Regions from separate parts of the Homo sapiens genome. Here region 2 is linked to region 1. Evidence: chromatin loops called from intact Hi-C (ENCODE). Cell type or tissue: right lobe of liver. All regions are shown on one strand. Links, peaks and the distances in the headings refer to the core of each region. The heading gives the core; the rest is flanking DNA. Region 1 overlaps SLC15A5 (solute carrier family 15 member 5). Region 2 overlaps MGST1 (microsomal glutathione S-transferase 1).

Region 1 (17,217 bases), core at 5,324-13,323:
GATTCCATGGGAGTTGCACTCCCTGATGTAGTTTAGAAGCAGAGGTACTTGGTTCTGAGTAGTGATACGGAAGGATGAATGGGAGGGTTCCTTTCTCTTTTCTCCTCCTTCCAAAAGAAAAATAAACAGTAATTATGCATTAAAGCAAAAGCTATTACTATTTTCTCTAGAACTGACCTTGATTTCTGTGGTGAGGGTCTGTTCTGATCATCTCTTATTCACCACATTGGTGACCTGGGGGTGTCTCTTACTCTAAATAGTATGAGATTATGGAAAACATGCATCCTTTTTTTTTTTTTTTTTTTTTGAGACAGTCTACACATGAGACTGACAGCAGTTTATTAGTCACATACACTCACAGCCTGGGAAAGGAAAATACCCTGATATGTGCAGGGTCACCTGGGGTTGCACTCAGGCATACAGTGAACAAGCAGGGTCTGTGGGGGGCAGGCTTTGTAGTAACAAAGGGCTGTGGTGACAGGCTGGTTCCTGTCGGCTAAATGTGATTGGTTGCTTTGAATAATGTTGAGAGCTAGCAGGGAAGTGAAACGTCTTAGGTTGAGACCCGGGTGGAGTGCAGCTGGCCTGGCTAATAGGGGAACTAGCCAGGTGGGGAGCTCTTCCCTCTGGGTGAGGAGCATTATCTAATGAAAGCAGGGGAACATGTGGTTAGACCTTTGGGGCCTGTGAGGCTCAAAGGCATCAAGGCAGCAAATGAAATTTTGAGCCTTACAACGTAGGGCATTAGATAGAAGAGAAATAAACTGTATTTTTCTTTCATATTAGCAAATTTGTGTAGTTTATAGTGTTATAGCATGTGTGTATCACGATATATGTTTCTCAATCCAGTTTCAAAAGCTTTAAATTTAGTGTAAATTGCTCTAAGAATCTCACAGTAGGTTGAATGCCAGTCTCAGGACCAGAGTAGAAATGTCGTCCTTAGGTATTTTAGAAAGAATTTGAGGTAAGTGATTTCAAAGACTGAAATCCAGACATTTTAAAACTGTTGAGAAGATGTTAAAGAAAGTCATAAAAGTGGTAGTTGCATTAAACACCAAGAGGTGGACTACAGCAGTGCATTTGATATAACAGCAGGAAGATGAGGGTTCTGCTGAGTGATGTTTCACTTGACCTCTCTGTTCCTTCACTCATTAATATATAAAATAAAGAGTGAGTCTAGATGATTCTACAATCCTTTGTCTCTAAAATGACTGTGATAATTTCGGATAAATAGAAACATTTTATTTAGTGTCTACAAGGCCTAATGCTCCAGAATAATTACACTTTGCCTGTCCCCTACTAATTTATGAATTCCTTTTCTTAAGCAGCATGGAATGCACATTTTCTGGTACACAAAAAAATTCTAAAAAATGACTTTCAAATGAACAAATACATCTAGCTAAGCAAGAGATATTTGGAGGAATTCTGAACAATGCTAAATATTTTGAGTCCTTTACTACTTCAGCAGTTGAACACTATTACTAACTAGCTGGTTATATTATGAAAGTATTAACTAGGGTGCACTGTGGGCATTACGAATGGCAGGGAATGAATGACCCATCAGACTCTATGTGGCACACTGTTTCTCATGCTCCTGTTCAGCTATCCTGCGATCTGGAGAAGTTTAGTTAGCCTCATTCTAGACCTCAAGTCTTCACTATGTCTCCTTTGCAAGGATGCTCCTGATTTCAATCAGCTACTGGAAATGTCAGATGAAAAATGGCACAAATGTGAATTACGACAATAAAAGTTTATAAGCTACTAAAATAAAGTTATAGTACCTAAGAGCGGAGTCAACTGACAATGTTAAACGGAACATTTTACAACCAGTCCTGGGACAATGATAAAAAAAAAAAAAAGGCATACAGAACATGAAGAAGTATCTTATAGGAGACAGACCCAAGATCAAGCTCAGGCTACATGATGGTGTGTGAGCTACCTGGAAAGGGGGCAGGAGGAGGTGATAATCTAAGGTTTGTGGAGTGCCTCCTCTGTGTCCGGCCCTTGACAACCATTATCTCTTTAACTTCTCATGACAACTCAGTAAGGGAGATTCTGTTATCATCATTTCATAGAAGAGAAACTGAGGCTTAAGTGGTCCAGTTATTTGCCCAACGACTACACTGTTAAGGCAAGATTCAACTTTAAAAGTCTACCTGACTAAAGCCCATGCCCTTTCTATATCTTTTTATACCCAATTCTGTCTCTTCACATAGACAGATCATCTCCATATAAATAAAGTAAACTTTAGGTGTCCTGAAGAATCTTTCTGTCTGACTTGATACAAGTGTTTGTCCCATGCTATCAATTCAGGCGATGCTTCTCTTTACCATGTAAATCAGCTATACAGAGAATGTTAAATGAATCTAAATATGGAAAAAATGTGGGACTAGAATGAAGATGAGCATTAGAAAGAAAGCCACATGCTAAAAATGATATTTAAGAATGAATACAGGAGCATTATAGAAAGTTTGAATACGTAATATGGCAATCTTCGGTTTGGGGTTTTCTTTTCTTTTTTTTTTTAAGATAATCCCACTCACAAAATGTTTTGTCCATATCCACAGATTTATACTATCTTTCTCTAACTTTTCTAGTACAAATGTCCTTCTCTCCTGTCACCCACAAACTCCCAAATACCAAGTCATAGTACTTGTCATTTCTGTTTTCCACAGCATCCCCAGTGATGAGAGTGCTCTGGTGTGCCCAGGGGGATCTAGTAGTATCTCCCAAAAGGCTGGTATTTGCCATAATGAAACAATTTCTTTAAAATATTATGTTTTACCTTTAAAGATCTTAGTGAATTTATATTCTTCTTCCTCATCTGACTCTCTTATAATATAGTCTTTTCAATTACTTATTATGGACCAGAATTCATGCTCCAAGAAGAATTAATGTCATGTTAATTCTGAAGCTTCACATACTCTGTGCAAACTCCTCTTACACTAGTCAGAGAAACATGGTGATAAAAAGGTATAATCGCATGACATGCAAAGTGCTGATGTGAAATGAAAAGGACAGAAATACAATTGGGATATTAATTCAAGAGGGGAAAAAATAGCACTGTTTGAATAGGCTTAGAAGGATGGTTTAGTTCTTCCTGAAAATAAGTAGGATGTTATTGCACCTTATCTTGACCTCCACCTCAACTCTCCCCACTCAAGTACAATCAAATGTTTAGTTCCTGTGTGCACACATGCACGGGCACACACACACACATGCACACACACAAAAGCACACATATACACATCAAAAAGGCTACACAATATCCAATAGACAAGACTTATAGAGAAACATTCAGTGAACTTCATTTACTCATCTAAACACCAGATACAGGCATCATGTAACTGTAGCAATAAAACCATAAATTTTCATTATAATAGAACCCAAATAAAATGGTAAAGTGGAACCACAAAATAGGTATAGTAATACTTATTTATACCTATCATAATACCTATTTTGGTATTATTTTGCCAAATAATCCCTATTTGTCAGGCACTGATCTAAATACTGAAAATATAAGGATAAATAAGACACACACAGCTACTGCAAATTAATAGCATAATCAGGATTACCTTTACAACCCAGTTCTTTTGACAAAATAATACCTATTTTGTAAGTTGCACTTTACCGTTTTATTTATTTGTGCTATAATTTATTTAGGCTAGCTTTCAGATATAGGTCCAAGAATATAATAGACACAGCTAATTTTCATTGCTGATCCATAGTAATAGTCATTGAGTAGGTAAAAGACAGAAGACAAACAGCTTTAAATGGGAAGTGGCACAATTAATCACAATTGTCATACTTATGCACTTGCTGACTATGATCAGAATATTTAAGTTAAATCCCATTTATAAGTATGCATTGTCAAGGGAGAGGCCAAGAACCACTTTCTACTGCAGGAAACAACCCTACAACCCATGTGCCAAAGATGGTACTGAAGCCCAGTCCTATTGGGTCAACAGACTGATTGCTCTGGTCCCACACCCTCTTCACCTTCCATTGTAGGAGTTGTTCCTATAAAAAGGCAAGGAAATGATGAAACCTTGTCATTGGTGTCTTCAAAGATGATAATTTCATGTTCTCATAATGCATAACAGTAAAAAAATTCAACTCATTCAGAGCTAGCTACAGTTAAATTAAATTCTCTCTGTTAAGTTAGATTTTTCCCTTTTAAGCATTCTGTAGTGCAATGTAAATACATTTGGTAATACTAGTTCTCCTTGCTGTTTTTAAAGTATTGCCTAAAATTAAGTATCACATATACAATATTCATAAAATAGTGCATTATATTTTATATATTAAACAATACCCCAAAATTTACTGAAGAAATAAAAAGTATGTACGTGGATAGAGATAGAGACAGAGGCAGAGGCAGGGACAGAGACAGAGGCAGAGACAGAGATAGAGATAGAGTTATAGCACAGCTCCAAAGCAAAAGTCAAAACTTAGAAGCAAATTAAAGTAATTACCTTGAACCTTGAATAGTTTCATATATACCCAGTATGACATCATAATGAAGTACAGATCCTTTATTTGGTGGTATCAAATTGAAGAATTTACTTATTAGGTGAAAAGAAAATCTCCATGTTAGCCAGAGATTGCAAGTAATTTGACCAATGAGGTCTGTGATATTATCATAAGGTAGCCCTGGATTTATCAAAGTTGTGAAAATAATCTAACATCTATCACCTATATACATCATCTCACTATCCTTACAATTAGCATATGAAACAGACTCTCTGGTCATAGAAAATACTTTTCATTCATTCACTATATATTTGCCAAATAATCCCCACATGCCAGGCACTGTTCTAAATACTACAAATATAAGGATAAATAAGATACACACATGGCTCCTGCAAGTTAATGGAATAGTCAGGATTACCTTTACAACCCAGTTCTTCTGACACCTATATTTGTGCGATGCAAATTAAGAGTGTTTTGTGACCTTCAAAATATTTGGGGTGCTTTGCTTATCATTTTACTATTAATTACAGAATTAAATAAATTTTGACAATCAAGTTTCAGATGAGCTTTTTTGCTTTGTGGATATTACTGAAGCGAACAAAGCTCTATGAATTGTGGAATGATAAAATATTCACAGAAACTTACAACTCTGCAGTTGAATAACAATTACATTTGTTCCAAACAGGCAATTGGTTTCCAAACACATTAAACAAAGGCAATTTAGAAAGCTTCTTCTTCTTCCTGGCATCATTAACATTGTTGAACGTCCTGGGATTCTGCAGTGTTTCACAAAGGTAAGTAAGTGTGTGGTAAGATGAAAAATTTCTGAGTCCATGAAATATTGGTCTGGGAACCATCACTGAGCCAGGGAATTCTGTACACCATGACTGGACAAATTAGAATATTAGAGCAATTCAACAGATTATTCAGGGTAAGAAATTTCAATTTGGAACTTCACTTTTTCCATCAATCCTTATAATAAAATAGTACTTTACAAATTCTAAAACATATCCTAACACAAGATTTTTTTCCCCACTATGTAGCATCACTTTAGAATTAGAAATAAGCTTATCGATAATAAGAACGAGTGAATCATTACCACTAAAAGCAAATACCATTAAACAAATAGCTAGAAATCTAATGATGCTTGAGATTTGGATCCTATTCAGGCTTTTAAATCAGCAGTGACCATTTCAAGGTCAATTTAAAAAAAACTACAAAATCCCTTAGCTTGTCACCTGAGAGTGGCTTAATATGTACCAGCTACCATCCATCCACCCATCCATTGCCAGCCTCTCTCTCTCTCTCTCTCTCTCTCTCTCTCTCTCTCTCTCTCTCTCTCTCTCTCTCTCTCTCTCCCCTTGACATATTCTTGGACAGCTGTGTACTTTTGAGAAAATTCTCTAACCTCTCTGGGCCTCTGTTTTTACACATGTAAAATAAAAAACCTCTTGTGGGTTTTACGGGGACGAATATTGATAAAGTGCTAATCACAATGTCTGTCACGAAGCAGAAACTAAGCAGATTTTCATTTTCCTCACTTCCTTCCATCCATTTATCTCTTTAGTCATTTAGTCATATATTATCTCATCCATTGTCACTTCACCTTTGCCTAGGTCATTATTTTATTAACCTAACAAATCTCTTTTTGAACATCAGCCATGTGATAGGTGGTGTCATAAACCAGAAAGATGTCAAAGTCAGTATGTCAATAAAGGTTTATTTTCACCAGTGTTCTGCTCTCATTGGGCTTATGGTCCAGCATAAGAAAGAATCAAACCTCATGCAAGGCAGAATTGAAAACAAAATTAAAAGCCTTAATAGCTCCCTGAATTTTTACATTTCTTACACTCCAAAGTGTATAAATTATCAAACTGATCCTTCACAGTATATACTTTTCCTAAATGCTGATCTCATTCTTAGATTGAAAATCAAATTAGAGAACCAGAAAGTTTTGCAGAAAGGTCCAACAGGAATGTTCTCAGCATTGTAGCAAAACAGATTTCACATGGCCTCATTCCCCTCCATCTACTGCCTCCAGACACATAAGTGGTGCTCACCCAGCAATTCTCAAAAACCTGCACCATCTCTCAATTTTTATTTTGTATCCTATGGTAAGGTTTGATCCTTGTCTTTCATAAAATAATTTAGTCACCCAAGTTGAGTCCAGTTTCACAATTTACATGCTATACAAACTTCAGCAAGCTGTTTAACCTTGCTAAACCTCAGTTACTTCATTTGAAAAATGGAAATGATAAAAATAGTAACTGTATCATAAGGCTTTTGTGAGGATGAGTAAATGCTCTGAAGTGTTAGCAATTGTAATTATAATGGTCTTATGCCTAGCCATATGCTCTCTTCTTCCTCCTTTTTATTCTTCTCCTAGACTTACATTGAGGTGTGGCCAAGATGACCGCAGTCATGCACAGAGTTCAGGTAGAAATGGCACTGGACCCAGAATCTATTAGCCCAGGGATTTACTCATTAATATATACACTCAACCAACATGCTAAGCATTGTTCCAGGCAATAGAGAAATAGAGTTGAACAGGCAAACTTGTAGTCTACATGGAGCTAACATCTAGGGCCCAAATTAAAATATTCAAGTGTGATTCCTTCTCTCTGATTGTGGAACTAGTGAGTTCCTGTAAAGAAGTGAGAAATAGTGGCGTGGAGTGCAGAGGAGGAGGTAAGAATAAAAATATACAACACACCAGAGATTGGAGGAACCAAAGATGAGAAGTGACTAAGTAAAAATGTAAAGTTCATTCAGAAATGAATCTGATTCTTACCAAATCTTCTCCATCTCCTATCTACTTTCTCTTCTCCTGCATACTTTCTTAGGGAGGGAATAAAGATAGAGAGAGAGGAAGAAACAAAGCAAGAAGGAAAGAAATTAATTTTCTATGTGTTGAGCAGCCTGTGTTTCTTGGGTGGCATGCTATACACACACAAACAACTGCACTTACTCCCCACCACCTTCTTGGCATATAGATCTTCTCATTCTACATTATAAATCAAAAAACTAAAGTGCAAAGCTAGTTAAATAAACTGACCAAGTTCACACAACTAGGATTCAACCCCAAATTTGTCTCTGAAGCCCATGCTTCTACACTTCTATACTATGCTGCCTCCAGGTGCCATAGAAGAGCTGCCTTCTTGCTCTCTGACAATTCCTAACTTGGTTTGGGAGAAAACTATTTCCTTCAGTTAAAATAACTCTACCCACTACCACCTGTTGACGAGCACCCCACAGGAAAAGAATGGATGTCACATGTCAGAAGTAAGGAGATTCTGGAAAATTTGCCTCCAGAGATTAAGCAGCTAGAACCAATGACATCAATGCCAAAGCACATGCTGCCTTGGGGACCTATTGGCCATTGGGATTGGACAGGCCAAGTCAGAAGAGTTAAGCAAGACACAGTATGAAACCTGAGAGAGAAAGACCAGTGTCTGCAGTGAGGAGCGCATGATTCCGATTTTTTTCTATACTGATTATTTTTGTCAAACACTAATGAACAATAAGCATGCAAAGAAATGGGGAAAAGTACCGATGTCCCAGGGACAGCATTATTGAAACACATTACTTACAAGTCAAATCATATTTAATCTCAGCACATATGCAATCACAATCCCATTTTTTATCAAACCCAAAGGTGTATCTGTTCACAGCCAGGTAATAGTGGCAAATCTATCAAGAACAAGGCAGTCCCAACTTATTCTTGTCCTCAAGATCTTGAGGACAGTGTATTAATTATGAAACAACATCCTCACCAAAATACAGGTAGGATGAGGTCTGTTTTAGCACCCTAGACACCCCCACAGCCAAGTTCATATTAGTCTGATACAATCTTATTGTTAAGTCCTAGAACCAAACCAATCTTGTGAGGGTTACTGGGACATTATCTCAAATCCCCAGCTGCATAAAGCTAGGAATTATCCATAAATATAAGGCCAGACTTACCTGTCACATGTACCACATCAAAGAAACTGAAAACAACCCCTCCACAATCAAATTTGAAATACTGCATTAGTGACATGTCATACTCGAGGCTTTCCAGTTTAGGGGTGAAGGAAGTAGGTAGATGAAAGTAAATATGTCTACAGTGCTTTATATAAATATGTATTCTATCCCACATTTGGTGCTAAAATAAAAAGAAATTTCAGGTGTTTTGAGAGGGAGTGGGCAGAGAGTGTTTGTTTTTATAACTAACACCACTGTCCTTCCAGTGTTGTGAAACACATGTTATAAAGTTGATATTGCACTTGTTTTGTCAAATATTCTAGTAATCTTTTGTGTCTATGCTGTAAGAATTATTGAAAGTGACATAAATCAGAGACAAATGACCAGAGTTGTTCAGGCAGTATTCATTCTCTTAGAGTTACAGTTACAGTTATTTTTAGTAATGTACTGAGAAGGAAAAGAAGGTAAAATTAACTTTTGAAACCTTCACAAATCAAAAATAGATGACTGACCCCATCTATTTTTGAAACTTATGTGTATGTGATAAAATTAAACTTATAGCCGATATTCATTTGTTCATTTGACAAATATTTATTGAACATCTACTATGTATCAATCACTGGGAATAAAGCAGTGAATAAAGCAATTTGAAGTTCCTATTTTGCTGGAACTTACCCGAAAGTGTTTAAGAAAGTAATTTGTCTTTAGAGGCAGTATGCCATGGAGGAAAAGCGCCAGGATTCAGAATAATCAAGTTCTGGTTCCAAATCCAAACTCTGCCAACTACTATTTCTATGAACCTTAAGCAAGTTATTTAATCTCTTGGAAACTTCAGTTTCTTAATCTGTGAAATGGGATGATTCTATCCCACCCTTGCATGGGGCTGGTACTTAGAAGACACTGGAAAGGCAGGTTTTTCTGGAGGTTGGGGATGGAGAGTGCACATTCTAGAAATATATTCATAGACTCCTTCTTTGACAATGGTGCTTTCCACATAATCTCAGCACTGAATTTACAAATTCCCAGTAAACCTCTTATGCATCCTGACCGCCATGAAATCTGTCAAGTCAATAGGCTTTCAGCCTTCTCACCATCTCTCTGTCAGCACTGAAGACAGCGTAGCAGGTTGTTAAAAAGCGCCACCTAAAGGTCCTTATGAGACACTTTACTAAGTCACAAAAACTCCTTTTGTCCTTTTAAAAAGGCTGTTTTGGTGAGCAGTGCTCTTAAATAATCGTCACTGTTGTGCCAGTATCTATGAGCCCATCATAAAAGGTAGACAAGCGCAGGAGGGAAGCAAATGATTTATCAATTCATCTACATCTGGTCCTAAGAAAAGCTTTCTTTCTTTCTTTTTTAGATATTGTAATCTAAATCATTTTAATGCCCAGAACATCCGTGGAAGTAATCTTGAAGAAACACTTCTCCTCCACGAAAAATCTCTGAAATTTTATGGCAGTATACAGGAATTTTCTTCAAGTATTGATCTTTGGGAGACAGCCCTATGAAACTGTGTTTGAGTCTACCTGTCTTATGAGAACAGTATTCATTGTTTTCTTCTTCAGTTGAGCATTTTATGTGTTTTAGTGTAAAAGCCAATATATACAGAGGTGATTTTACAAATATCATCTGTATACTTTATTTACAAAGACTAATTATGAATTTTCTAGTAAACTGTCATGCTTTTGCATTAACATGTTATAGCATTAGAATTAATAAAATAATTTCAAAGTCTCAGTGATTACTCTATGACAAAAAAAATGACAGTTTTCTATACACCAATAATACCTTACAGCTTTCTACAATGGTTCAGCCATTGAAAGCGTATGACCTTTTTTTTGGAGTTTTAATGAGTCATTAGAAGCAAAATGACAGTATTTTAATATACTCTCTTTCAATACACTTAGTGATCCCTTATTACACGTGACCTTATTACATTGTGACCATATACTGTATATAACTGAGTAAATAATAAACATATACATGATTTTCTATATTTGCTGTTAATATTATGCTATCAAAATATGACTTCATTAAGGACATTTTCTCTGAATTTAAAAGCAGTATTACTAAAATAGATGTCCTTAACAAAGAGAATGTCCGCATACTAAAAAAGTTGAAAAATAAATGTAAGTTATGGAATTATTGGAATTAAAAGAAAGAAGGAAATTAGGGAAGATAAAATGAGGGGGCTGAGAGGAGGGTAAGTGACCAAACCAAATAGAGATGCTTAAAGGAATTATATGAATAACATCTTTCGGTCTCCACTGCCAATTCAGATGCATTCAGAAAATTATCTTCTAAGAGTTTCTTCTTTCATAAGCAAAAATATGTGGAAACTCATTTTTTAAAAAATCAAATAAAATTAAAGTCTGTTTCTCAGTAGCAGTATTTGTCAACATTTGGTTGAGGACAACTTGCTACAGGTGAATCTTTCTGGCCCCTATACAGACTGCCTTAACTCAAATCTTTTTTTGAGATTGGGGTCCAGCAATTGGTGGTTTTAATAAGCACACCCAAATCATTCTCATGTTCCCTAAGGTTTAAAAGCCATTGCTTTCCAGGACAATTCATGTTGGATAGGACAGGTGAGTTTATCAGCTGACTGCAAATTATTCTGCAATTATGCACCTCCCTTGTGTATACATAAAATATTTTAGGTCTGTAGAATAAAAGATTTACTCAACTTGATTAGGTATGCTACGCATTTTTAATTGCAAAAGAGGAGCTGTAAAGCACCAGGTGTTTCTGTTACTCAAACTATTTTTTGTTTGAGGACAAATGAAAAGACTTGCTGGTACAGGCATAAATTCGTTTCCTGCAACTTTTTCAAATCCTTTCTGTTTAGCAATTGTTTCCTGGCAAAACAGTGAGGCAGACCCCTAATATTCCTTAGAAGCTTTCCTTGCTGCAAAAGGTTAAATGCCAAGTTTGCAATTTGGGTTTAATGAACACTCACAAGAGCAAGAAATCTTTAAACACTTCACCTCAGTACAAGTGAGAAGCTCTAGTCCCTCTTACTGATAGAAAAGGAGCCTGCTTTATTTTGTTCTCCCCCTCCCCACAAATTTGCCTTCATCTCCTTAATTTCTACATCATAATAGAAAAAGGTGCTCATTGTGGTTTCACTTGTCCTTAGAGCTGAAAGATCTACAGAATTATAAAGTTGACCCAAAGCAAACACCAAAAGAGCTTAGAATCCTCACGTTGGCGTTGACACTCGTGATTAGCTAAATTGCAGTAACTACACAGGCTTCCATTCGGAACAGGATGCATTCACACAGCAGTTTCTTCTCTACTGCCTAGCAACATTATCATTGAGCACCTGGAATAGTTTAGGCATTAAGTGTAATTGGTTTTGCTTTACATAAATCTGTAGCTTTGTAAATAAGCGGAGCATTTCAGCTTCTATATAACACCAATTAACTTAAAGGGATGTGTTGTTTGCAGAAGCCTGCTGGGTTTCGTACTGTATTTCTCCAGTAATATGCTCAGTGGCGGGCGAAGTTCTGTGTCCCTGCAGTGTTCCATTTACTCCAGCCACTTGGTGCCAAGGGTCTGTACCCAGCCACTCATTTGCTCCATTTTTTACTTGTGGCACAAGGTTGGAAAAGTGAAGACTTCCCTAAGAAGCACCTTCTGTGCTCTATTTCTGTCCATGATCAAGGCCTGAAACACAAGGTATTTCAAAATGTTTTCTGTGACCCGCAGAGCCCAGGTCTCACCCCATCTGATTCTGTTCACAACTGACAGTAACATCTCGTTTCTCTTCCTTTTTTTTCTTGTAACACTTCAATCCATTGTAGCCAGAAGTCACTACATTGACCCTATATACAAAATTAAGAAAACTATACTCTCATTACATAAATTTATAAGTGAAGATGATTTTCATCAGAGTGACTTCTTTAATAGCACAAAATAACATTCAGAGATCTGCTCCTGAAAGTAGGTAAATGTTCCCAAGCTCCGTGGATATTTCTCCTTATTTCTTCTTTATTCAGTTTAATCCCTTCTCTCTCATACATATCCCCTTCAGGTAATCTTGATTTATAGCATTCATTCCACCCTAGCCAACCTTTAATTCTCTTGGTTTCTGAAAGTGTTTTATCAACTATCAGAGTAACAATATCACCAAATAACAGCTCGTAATTCCAAAAAGTTTCCTATTATAATATTGCACGATTTACACATTGAAAGAGAGAAAATAATCCTTTCTGAAAACTGTCAGGATCCCTTGTTCTATGAAAACAAAGCTTCCACACTGGTACTCTTAGCCAGTCGGGTGATAGGCATCCACCATCTACCATTCTCTCACTACAAGAGAAGCCAGTGTACAATTATTGGTCCCAGACTTACGAGTAAAGCCTTCACATAAAATCAGCAGCCAAGTGATGACAGCACACAGGTGCTGCTAGAATTCAGGTCTGCTTGTAGAGAGCAGGGAAATTAAAAGAACCACTAACAGTAACAACTCACATCTATGTCACCTTTTATAGTTTACAAGTTGCTGTCGCACATATTATCACATTTGATTAGCACCACCACTCTGGGAGGTAGGCACATTTTAGCATGCCCATTTTGTAAATGAGAAATTGCAACTCTTGACACCTTCATTGATTTATCAAGAGGCACAGAGACAGTAGGTGGCACACACAGGACTTGAACCTTGGTCTGTGTGTCGCTAAAGTGCTAGCTCCTTCTACAACAATACTCATAAAGTCGCCAACACTGGATCATTCCCCAGCCACTTAGGTGAAACACTCTCTACATCATTCACAAGGGAACAAGAATGGGAGGAAAGATTATGTCAAGGTTACAGACTCTGACAAAATGGGTAACAAAAAGCAAACATCTTTTTAGCATCTCTTCTCCCTCACTCAGCTCTCCCTGTGGAGCCAAACAGTTTCCTGACATGGACCTCAGGATGGCAGAAACGGTCCCAGAAAAGACCTACCCAGATTGAACACAACGGCAAGGGAGGTGTTATCAATGTCAAGACCATCCTTTATTTCTCTTTTCATCAAACTGACTTGGCTGTGCTACAGTCAGTTGCAAACTGCCTTAGAAAAGGCAATTTGAGGGCCAGGCACGGTGGCTCATGCCTGTAATCCCAGCACTTTGGGAGGCTGAGGTGGGCGGATCACAAGGTCAAGAGTTCAAGACCAGCCTGGCCAATATGGTGAAACCCCATTTCTACTAAAAATACAAAACTTAGTCGGGCACGGTGGCGCACGCCTGTAGTCCCAGCTACTCTGGAGGCTGAGGCAGAAGAATCGCTTGAACCCGGGAGGCGGAGGTTGCAATGAGCCAAGATCGCGTCACTGCACTCCACCCTGGGAGACAGAGCAAAAAAAAAAAAAGAAAGAAAAGAAAAGAAAAGTCAATTTGAGAAAAACAAATGTACCCTGAAAAGTAGTATTAAAAATTATGAAGACTTCTGTAGTACTTGTTAAGTTGAAGCCATTGTTCTAAGTGTTTTCAAGGCATATGCTCATTTAATCACAGTAACCCCATGAGTTAATACAATGGTTAATTTTATTTTATAGATAAGAAATATGAAAGATACAGGAGCTAATAACTTTCCAAGGGTTATGCGGACAGTATGGGCAGAGTCAAGGTTTGGACCCAGGACATTTGTCTACAAAATCTGGGGGCCATTCCTCTCTACATAACTGTCTTTCAGTACAGCTGTTATCTATAGGATGTTTTTCTATACTCCCAGGGGAACTGAATTCCAGGGAAGACAGTGCCTAAGCTTAATGGATCTCAGTCTTTTTCTGTCTCAACACATAAGAATATGACCTCTTCCATTGGTAATTACCAGGTTGAAACAACATTGATTCTCAACATTCCTATATTGTCCCCCTTCCTCCCCTGTCAAAAATAATTACTATCTCCTGCTTACATGTGAAAGTAGACAGATATTCTGAGAAGAAACATTTTACCAGCAACATTCAGTAAGATGAGAGAAGATGCATGGTTGGGTGATCTGAGGTGGGAATTGTTATTGTAAGGCAAGGAAAAGAGTTTGTTAAATGGTGTGTACAGTGAGGAAGTTAAAGAAGGGATCCAAAGGCATGGCCCTTGGGGCAAAACATCAGGTTCTGTGGCAGCAAGTGGGCACATCTATTTAAGAATTGTTGTAGGCATACTTTTCTAGTGTTCCTCAAATCGTAATGTAAGCCCTCTGTTTCTCATCTGAAACAGTCACAGTTAGATCAAGAGGTCAACTAGGTTCTCTGTTTCCATAACATCTATGCAGACATTCCTGACATTTCCTGGATTCTTCCAGACCTGTCCTCCCACCCTGTTCTCCAGGGATATTCAAAGATAGTGATAAGACTTTCTCTCTTTCCCTCTCTCTCTCCTTCTCTCTGGCTGTGTGCTCCACTAAGGCTGTCTACAGTAGAATAGATGCTATGTGACAGCCAGGACCATTTCCCCAGGCAACGCACTGTCCCTAGTCCACTCAGAGGCTTTACTAACTATTAAATAATAATAGCACCCAAACCCTAATCTATCGTTCATCACAGACAGGTTCGAATCCATTTCCTGGCTGAGAGTCAGTTTGTTTCTTAAGCTTGCTAAACCACAAGTGACCAAATCTCATATAAATACAGTAATGAGTCAATAGCCTATGACAAGCACCTATTACCATGGTAGCAGCAAATCAGGAGCACATTTAATGACATTTATGCAAAGAGAAAGGCAGTGGTTCTACCAGGGAAACAAAATGGAGAAGAATGAGATCAATGGGAGGCAGAGATTTGGCAAAAATCGGGGGGAAGACACCAGAACATTAAAGATATTACCAGGAAAACCTACATCTCCTCATCATGGTGAGTTTTTATTTTCCCAAAGCAATCAATAGAAGCAAAATGAGGATAGTGGAGAAGACATGCCAAATTTTAAAATAAGTGAAAGAGCTCTCTGTCAGAAATGCCAGAGGGGAAGTGAGAACTTCAAAAGTAAGAGCAGCGAGTAGCCATCTGGAAATATTGATTTCCCATTTTGGCATAAGGCATAACACATAGTAGGTGTCTTGCTTCATCTGAGTTGACTATGACTGGCTCCACCTTGAGCATGCCATACTGCTTTTTACCATTTTCCCAAGCATCTCTTCCACAAGCTAACCCTGCCTGACCAGTTTCCACTGTGTCTCCAGAAATACAGATTTTTGTTTCTAGTGCAACTTGTTCACTTCTGCCTTATTTCATTGCAGTCAACTGTGCCTGAAAGACAAGAACAAACAAGATGGACAAGCATGGCAGTGAATAAACCATTTTACTGCAATTAGAAGTTCACGGAGAATAAATTATCCTCTAGTTCAAGCTGTCCAGCAGTAATTCTCATTAATAATAACACTTCAACAACAGTCTGCTTCCCACATCGACAGTGAGTGCTAGAAACTTTTTCATTGCTCTTGAAGCAGGAGTCACATCCCAGACGGCTAGCCCAGATTGCCATATGCAACACACAAGAGAACGTTTAAATTACCAAGAAGCTTGAATGTAGAACTGGCCGTGAAGTTCACTGGCTAGATAAGCAGGCGGAACAATTCAAAGGGACCCTCTCGTTCAAGCTTTCTCTTCTAATTCATGCTAAGTAGTAAGTGGTTTTTCACATTAGTGAGTAAGTCTACCTAACAGAACAGTTTCCTGAGGTATGTCCTCTTGCCTCATCAGAGATGTGTCTTTCACTACCTTTCCAATACATGGCCACAAGGCTACAAAGAATATGGGGTCCATGAAGGCAGAGATTTTTATGAAGATACACACACACACACACACACACACACACACACACACGTGTATATACATATATCCATATATATACACAAATACAGATACACACACGTGTAAAAATATGAAGTCCCAGCCAGCAGTTGATGCTAGCTGTCATCTAGAAGACTCTCCACATGGGAGTTGCATCCCAGATGGCCTCTTCATACTGTCTCCCTAGATGGGCTACTTTGAGCTTCTTCCAAGCTTGGTGGTTGGTATGCAAGGGCAAGCATCCCAATAAAGAAAGAAAGCCAGGCTGAAATCCCATTGCCTCTAATGTCCTAGCCTCAGGGGCTAAACAGTATCACTACCACTGCATTTCATTTCCTGAGGCAAGCTGAAAGCTCTATCTAGATTTAAAGGGAGAGAAAATAGGTTCCATCTCTTCAGAGGAGTAGCAAGATTCTAGAAATTCATCTGGGACCAGCAACATTATTTAAGTTGAAAGATGAATAGATGTCTGCTAGCCAAACAAAGGGCAGTGGTAAGAGCACTCCGGGTCACCTTAGGAAGTAACAAAGCAAAATACCAAAGCATGAAGTAGCACAGCTTCTTCTTGGAACTTCAAGTCATTTGCTGTCACTGGACCACAAGACTCAAGGGCAGAGTAATATGACAGAATTTGTTTCAAAAAGATCACCCAGTCAAAAATGCAAAGGATAAAGTGGGAGGGACTAGACAAGAGTTAGACAGCCCAATTAGGTGACTATTGCAATATCAGTAAAAGATAATGAGGTCCGGGTTAGGAAGGTATTACTCTGGATGGAGAAGAGGGGAAGAGCATAAGAGATTTAAAGATAGAATAATAGGAAGGAACCATTTATTGAATTTCCATTATGCATGTGATTATCTCTTGTGTAATTTTCACAATAAATTTATATCTTGGAATTATTGTATGCATTTTATTTATAAAGAATCTGAGACACAGAGAATTCAAGCTGCTCTCTAATTTTCCTGCAAGTAGAGCCAGGATTTGTAGTCTCCAGTACTGAAGCCC
Region 2 (8,000 bases), core at 1-8,000, 170 kb before region 1:
TGTAGTTATTTGGAGAATGTCTTGTTCATAGGAAAAACGTGCTGAAGTTTTAAAGAGTGACATGTCATGATATCTGCCACTTACTCTCAGATGTTTCAGAGAAAAAGAAAACAGAGAGAGAAGGAAAGCAAATATGCAAAATGTTAACAACTGGCGATTCTAAGCAGGGTACAGAGTGGTTCTTTGTACTATTTTTCAACTTTACCCTAGGTTTGAAACTTTTGAAAATAAAATGTTGGGAAAAATAAAACCAAACAAAATCATTCTTTAAATTCTTTATTTCATGTCTGTTTCAGCAGTATTGAAATATAGGTTTCTCATACGTGCAATTCTTTTATAGATTCAAAAGTGAGGTGTTGTGTGAATGTTACAAATCATAACATGATCCAAATTTATAAGAAAGTACTTTAAAAATCAGACAAAAGACTTAAGAATTACTATGTTAAATTTCTAATCCAAATGTAAAACAAGAATACAGGATATTGGCAATGCTAATATTCAAAATGGGTTTACCCCAGTTCATAATTCCTCTGCTCCCCTCCTACCTAAAATCTAAGAAAGTATTCATTATAAATTGGAAGTACAGAATTCTTAAAAAGCCAACTGGATGCTGAGTTGTATGATTTTCTTTACAGGTACAATTTACTTTTCAGCAACCTGTAAGCCATGGAAAGAGTAACTCCATATCCAACAAAAAAACTCAAAGCTCTATTTGGCTGGGGAAGGGGTGTCAAATATGCAATGGTGTGGTAGATCCGTGCTCCGACAAATAGTCTGAAGTGCAGGATGGCTGTAGAGGGGTCGGGACCACTCAAGGAATACAGGAGGCCAATTCCAAGAAATGGAATAATATTTTCAAGGTCATTCAGGTGGGCTCTGTGGAAAAAGATAACTATTAAAGACACTAATTTCAAAATACTAGATATGTATCCTTTTTTCTCTCTCTTCTAAAAACTAAATCTGAGCACTAATGGATCCTTAAATTTCAAAGTAAGATTTATTTTTTTTCTCTCAAATTGTCTTGCTTCCTTGCCCACTTGACTTTTATTTAGAATCTCTCATTATTTCTGTTTCTTTTTATTTTTAGTGTATCTTTAAATATCACAGAAGGCATTTTGTAGTTCCTAGAATATCAAAACGACATCTATCTAATAGAACTCATTTCATTTTTGTAAATAAAAATACTTTTTTCTTATGAGGTTCATAACAATTAGCAATTCAAGATTCTTTTTATAAAAATTCTTTCTCCCGAAGGAAGAAAACCCTTTTGGTGTTGATTTTTCTTAAGACACCTCCTTTGCTTCTGCTACTCTACCAAATGATTATTGACAGAATCCTTGCCAACCCAAACCACTAGGTTGCCAATAATTAATTTACCAATTTAATATCAAGACTCTCATGCTCTTATATCTAAATAACAGAATACATAACTAGCCTTTCAAATATAGTAAAATTTTTGCTAACCTATCTTCCAAATGCCAAATAAATTCGTTAGGAATGATGGTGCAAAACTACAAAGGACACACAAAAAGTAGGATAGGTGAAAGAGAGAAAGAGAGAATTTCCTAAATGTTTTCTTTATAACAGAGCTAGAAGAAAACAAAAAGCATGTTTTAGCCACAGTTTTGCTCCAAACCGTGGCATCTTGGGTTTCTCTGGCTAAGACCGAATACAAAACACATCTACTATGGACTTGACATTTTTATTATTATTGTTGTCATTGCTATTGTTGTTTTTAGAGAGGGGGTCTTGCTCTGTTGCTCAGGCTGAAGTGCAGTGGTACAATCATAGCTCACTGCAGCCTCAAACTCCTGAGTCTCAGCATCATGAGTAGCTGGGACTACAGGCCTCACCACCATGCCTGGCTAATTTTTTAAATTTTCTTTTTAGAGATGGGGTCTTGCTATGTTGCCCAGGCTGGTCTTGAACACCTGGTCTCAAGCAGTCCTCCAGCCTCAGCCTCCCAAAACACTGGGTTTATAGGTGCAAGCCATCATGCCCAGCAACATTTTTAAAAATACTTAATTTTAAAATGTCACCTCCCTTAAGTCTACAGAATTAGAAATTGCTTTAGAATCTAGGCTAGAAATGGAGAATTTGATAGTTTGTCAGCTATTGATATGTATTTCAAAATGAAAACTATTTCTGCTTTACGTTACTCTCTTCTATAGCAATAAGCATATAATTATTACATATTGCCTGCTCAACGATCGTCACTCTCCTCCTCTCCTTTCCTTTGTCTTGTCTTCCCTAGATTATCTCTAAGCTTGTCTCACAAAGAGGATGACTACATAGAGACATGAAGAGGACAGCAGCAGCCCAGCTAAGTAATGATTTGAAAAGGCTTCAATACAGAATAAAAGCAAAGAGAGGATGGTGTGAGTGTTCCTGTGCCCTCTCTTTCATGGAGCAATACAAGTACTACTGAGAATGAGATGGGAAAGAAAAGACAGGAATACCATTTTCTATTAAAGAAGGGCCCACTTTGTCAATGACACCTAGAGTATTTGTTTTGCCCCTGTGATTTCTCCCCCAGCATCACAGAGATATCGTCACCTCCAATCTTAGGCACGTTAGTGTTCTCCTTCACAACATGCCAAAAGGACAGACATTTTAAGGTTGAGGAAGAAACTATAAAAAGGAGACTCTCTGGAAAACAATGTCCACTTCTACGCCTGTGTTACGCAGTTGACAAATAGAATGGAATGTTAAAGCAGAGAAGAAAGTCAAGGACAGTAAGAGGACCATGAGGGTAGAGGGAAGGAAGGTCAAGGGGCAGGGGTTCCTTTACCTTTCTAGCTCCTGCATGTTTTTCTAGCCTCATTTTCTCTTTATCTTATTCTCCCTTTTGAGTTCTCTTTCTCTTTCGTCAGCCCTCAAAATGTTCTCAAAGATAACACTCCTCACTATGCTAGTAAGGCCTGTTTTCCACAGACCCTCATACTTATGCCAATTTATGCTGTATTTTGTACTTCTTTTGAGACTCTGTTCCAGGCAAACAGTTCCCCAGCTTTCCCTGTGAGCACCTGCTGCAGTGCACTATCACCCTTCCGTCCTAACCCTCCCCTCTTCTCCAACGACAGACTCCTTCCTGGAGCGGCAGCTTCCTTCACGTTAGTGCCATTTATGGACAGCTGCCAAAATCTATCACCAGGTGGACATCAGTCTTCCTAAGAGTCCACTTTCTACCTGGGTCTATTACCCTTCTTCCCCATGATTACATTTTCCCATTCTTCTTTCTCCTTTGGACACACATGCCCTGGCATATATTTGCTCTGTGACGGACCTTCCCACCATCTCTGTGCTCTTGAGGCCACAGCCACGCCTCCTTCCCTCAGATCAGAATTACTTGGATCCCAGCATCCACCTGACCTGGACTGCCATTGCTACATGCTTCTGGGGATTGTCAGGCTGTGAACAACTACAAAAGGAGCTGCACAGCAGGCTTTTCCTGACGCCCTCATCTCAGCCAAAGCTCTTCACCCTCAGCACATAGCCAGCCATGTGTTCACATTCTCACAAAGGAATTTTCCCAAATTGATGAGACTTCTCTCCTCTTTCTCCTTTCAAATCCTAATACTCTTCAAGGTCTTCCTTTATGAAATATTCCATGGAACTAATGGAACATGGCTTCATATCATTCTCCCATTCCTATATGCATGTGGGTCTTTTGGGGGCGGGGAGGGGGGGAACACTATAAACCCCTGAGGGTCAGGAACCCAGTTTTAAAGCTCTTTGATAGCATCCCAATAGAAGAAATGACAGTGATACATACACAATAATCTCTCCATATATGTGTGTTCATACACTGGGGCCACGAGGGACATCATCCAGTTCAACCCCTAGCCTATGCTCCAGTCTCATGACAGAGTCCCCAGCAAGTGTCACTTAGACTCCATGGAACACTCTCAGTGAAGGGTTATTCTCTACCTTTAAAGGGAATATATTCTAAATGTCTCTCCTGTCCCTAAATACCAACTCAAGCCTTTATTTTGTCTTTTGAATGACTCCCTGTATTTCACCAGCTGGCCTGTTTGCCTTTCAACTTTCTTTTTATCTTTTTGTGTTGAATGTATATGGTCTTGAATGCTTCCTAGACAAGCTAAGATGGTATTAAATAAATAAATAAATATGTCAAGTGCTTTCTAACCATCACTGGTTTCTGTCTTTCCAGAACTCAAATAACTGACTTTAAGTCACATATCTTGGTATTTCAACACATATTACCTTAAGTTTTTAGTTAATTGTTCCATATGTGTATGTATTAACTTTCACAATTGTTGCACACGGTAAAGCATACTTTTCACTTCATTTGTAGCCCCATTCTGGCTCTGCCGTTCAAATATGCTAATCGTAACAGCTTTACAATGACTGAAGTAACGAGAGAGGTGAAAAAAAAAAGTCTAACTTAAAAATGGAAAGGGAAGATGCTGGAAACGCTCTCTCTGAAAAGTGTCTCCAAAAGTGTGTTATTAGGCACTTTTTCGATGAAACAGGTACTGTCTCAAAAAGCATTATACAACTGGAAACTCCGCTCTGTTGGAGACGCTCTTCTCTCAGTATGCGGAAAAGCCAGTGTCTCATCACCAGGGGGCGCTGTGCACACAGTCGCTGCACCTCCTCCAGGACTCGGAACCTTTACAGAACTGGGGTCAATTGTTCTTTCTAACATTCATTTGCAACCTGACTAGCGGATCAATTTAGATAACGTCGTTTTCCTCTAAAAGTACAATCCCACGGGCAGGGAGTAAGGGTGGAAGGTCGGAAAGAATAGTAGGGAGGAATCTAAAATCCCCAAATAAAATATCTTTTGTTACGCTTTCACACAGGAGACTTACTTGGATTTTCATTTCAGTCTTACTAATACTACTGAGGGTCTAATTGCTTCTGATCACTTTCCAGTTCTGGGCAATTTTATAAATACAGGGCCATGACTAGCATCATGCAGGCGGCTGCCTGCTCTAAAAGGGGAAGTGCATAAAGGACCAGACAAGGCTTTAAAAGTTTTCATGTCTCTTCAGTGGTTTTGAAAACTTAAGCTTCACTCACTTTTTTTTATTTTTTTTCGTCTAACACATAATTTTTCCTTTGATATTGTTCTGCTGTTTGAAATTTCCACAGTGATTCTTTGTCCTGAAACTATTTTATATCCATATTCTTGACACAACCCATTCTCAAGACTCACTGATTTACTCAGCAGGGCTGCTGAATTAAGAAGTATATAACTAAGTGAGATAGAAGGTGAAATTTTGTGCTAAGTATCTGCACAGACTTCTTCTTAGAAGAGAAACATTCTTGCTTGATGAATAGCTTGGGGGTAGAATTGTTTTGCATGAGCAAGAAGGTACTTTTAATTTTAGTGCTGAAAAGGTTGAAGAGTCTGTGGGGCTAGAGGAGAGCCTCAAAAATGGTGTAACACTGGGCATTGCTTGCGTGAAGGAGGTACAGGTACGGGGCATATTCTGCAAAGAGAGGACGCTGAAGGCCATTGTCTGACAGAGAAATAACATACAACTTAAAATGTTTGTGCTGCCACAGTGTAAACGCCTCTGCACTTCCACTTACTCAAGTCTATTTTTAGCCACATTTTTTTTAGTTCATTTTTGAAGGGAACTGATGAAAGGGCTGGATTAACATCCAGCATAACCAATTGCAGAATATGGAAACATGCATAGAGGCAGGAACCCAGATCCAGAGTTAACCTGGAGATGATATGCCATAAGGGAATCTGCAGAAATCTTGGGAGGGGCTTCAGACTTTCACAGAGAATCAAAAAAGGGCTAATGCAACCTAGGTGTCCATCAATATGAATTGGATAAAGACAATGTGGTACGTATACACCATGGAATACTACACAGCTGTAAAAAAAAAAAAAAAAAAAAAAAAAAAAAGGAATGAATTTTGGCCAGGTCCGGTGGCTCACGCCTGTAATCCCAGCACTTTGGGAGGCCAAGGTGGGTGGATCACCTGAGGTCAGGAGTTCGAGACCAACCTGGCCAACATGGTGAAACCCAGCCTCTACTGAAAATACAGAAAATTAGCTGGGCGTGGTGGCACATGCCTGTAGTCCCAGCTACTCAGGAGGCTGAGGCAGGAGAATGGTTTGAACCCAGGAGAAGAAGGTTGCAGTGAGCCGAGATCACACCATTGCACTCCAGCCTAGGTGACAGAGTGAGACTCCATCTCAAAAAAAAAAAAAGAATGAAATCATGTCCTTTGCAGCAACATGGATGCAGCTGTAGGCAAGTACCCTAAATGAATTAACACAGGAAAAGAAAAACAAATACCACAAGTTCTCACCTATAAGTGGGAACTAAACACTGGGTACATAAACACAAAGATAGCAACAATAGATTTTGGGGACTATTAGAGGGAGTACAGAAGGGGAGACAAAGGTTGAAAAACTAACGGGTACTATGCTCACTACCTGGGTGATAGGAACAATCATACCCCAGTCGTATCTTGGCTTATTGCTTTTCATTGCTCATTGAATTCCCAGTACATTAAAACATAATATTTAAAAAGAGATGGCAGTGGGGAGAGGGACAGAGAAAGAGGTTCCTACTCCTCCAGAGTGTCAACATTCTTATTTTGAATCTTATGCAAAAATACCTAATTCTTCAACCTTTTACATGAGTTGACAGTCTCACCTATGGACAAAGACGATAAAACTCCAAGAATCTACTGTTCCCATTTTACCTCCTCCCTGCCATTACTTTTGATACATCCCTATATACAGCAACGTCATTAACCCCAAGAAAGTACACATAAAAGTACAGTATTGCCAAATTGGCAACACATACAAGTGCAGTGTGTCAATTTCAGACATCCAGTTTTCTGTAATTGTCATGTGGAGTAGGTAAGAGGTCTCACTTTTTTTCCTCAGTCTCCAAGACCCTGAGACATCTTCACTGAACTCCTTGACCAAAATTGTTTCATAAAGTAAGTAATTTCAAGAGACACTGGTTTACCTGCGTACACGTTCTACTCTGTCATCTGTTCGAAGATACTTCTTGGCATTTTCTCCTTTGCCAAATGCTACACAGTCTTCTGGATTGGCAAAAACCTATCCAAATACCAAGAAAAAAAACTTATTTCAAATACTGGCCAGGAGCAATAGCTCACACCTGTAATTCCAGCGCTTTGTGAGGCTGAGGCAGGATTGCTTGAGCCCAAGAATTCAAGATCAGCCTGGGCAACATAGGGAGTACCCATATCTACAAATTTTTTTAAAAAAAATTTTGCATGGTAGTGGGCCACATGCATGCCTGTGGTCCTAGCTACTCAGGAGGTTGAGGTTGGAGGATCACCTGAGCCCGAGAGGTTGAGGCTGCAGTGAGCTGTGATTGCACCACTACAATCTAGTCTGGGTGACAGAGCAAGACCCTGCCTCAAAAAAAAGAAAACAAACAAACCAAGAAATAACATGGGGATATTCTACCTAGTAAGTTATTTGCATTTTAGTGGAAGAAATATAGACATCCAGGTTGGCCCATTTGGAGCAATAAATCAAACACAAGAGGAGAAGAAGGCATCTATAGTTAAAACTGAATTTTTATTAACAATGCAAAGTTGTAAAAAGAGAAGCATAAATAAGAACTTGAACAAAAACCAGTGAATAAAAATAGTGAAAAGGAAGCAAATATGGGGAAAGGCATAATTCTAAGTCATTGACTATTAGTATGGTTCACTGGTATCTTTTTCACAGTGATGTTGACATACCTTCCCTCAAGTGTATTAACATTTCCAAGCGATTGGCTCATCTGAAAGTAATATGTTTACCTGCCAAAGGTTTTAGAGAACAGGCAAGAAGCATAAAAGAGTAAGGGATGGGAAAGGTGTCTTGTACTCTGTCAGAACATGTGTACCTCTTTTCTTTTTCTAAATCAGATAAAACTTTGGGTTGAAGAATACTGTATAATGAAATTTGAGAAGCTGAATTGCATTCCTAGGAATAAGAAGTACACATTCATGTATTCCTTCCTGCAATTATTATGCTC

What was found. A loop is a pair of places that touch in the nucleus more often than their neighbours do. Peaks named below come from ENCODE experiments on the same cell type or tissue, not always from the same donor. Only the 100,000 strongest peaks of a DNase experiment are listed, where the experiment ranks them.
Region 2: a loop joins it to region 1, with 3 times the contacts of the local background. A loop is called at or near these places in 15 of 110 quality-filtered maps.

What each region holds. Positions count from the first base shown.
Region 1 is chr12:16,182,395-16,199,611 of GRCh38, reverse strand. It overlaps SLC15A5 (solute carrier family 15 member 5), which reads left to right. Exons shown (of 9, transcript NM_001170798.1): 8 at 5,159-5,267; 9 at 9,797-11,127. The coding sequence ends at 9,944. It overlaps LOC101928362 (a long non-coding RNA gene), which reads right to left. Exons shown (of 11, transcript XR_001749028.1): 2 at 1-107. Among named protein-coding and RNA genes, the nearest start is that of SLC15A5, 87 kb to the left of the region's middle. In right lobe of liver, for the core only: a CTCF peak has its summit at 9,569; no DNase peak of the experiment used is centred there.
Region 2 is chr12:16,356,671-16,364,670 of GRCh38, reverse strand. It overlaps MGST1 (microsomal glutathione S-transferase 1), which reads right to left. Exons shown (of 4, transcript NM_020300.5): 3 at 6,972-7,066; 4 at 261-876. The coding sequence ends at 630. Among named protein-coding and RNA genes, the nearest start is that of MGST1, 13 kb to the right of the region's middle. RefSeq lists a silencer at 4,482-4,776. In right lobe of liver, for the core only: a CTCF peak has its summit at 4,591 (motif pointing right); a DNase peak (open chromatin) is centred at 4,600; H3K27ac peaks cover 739 bases.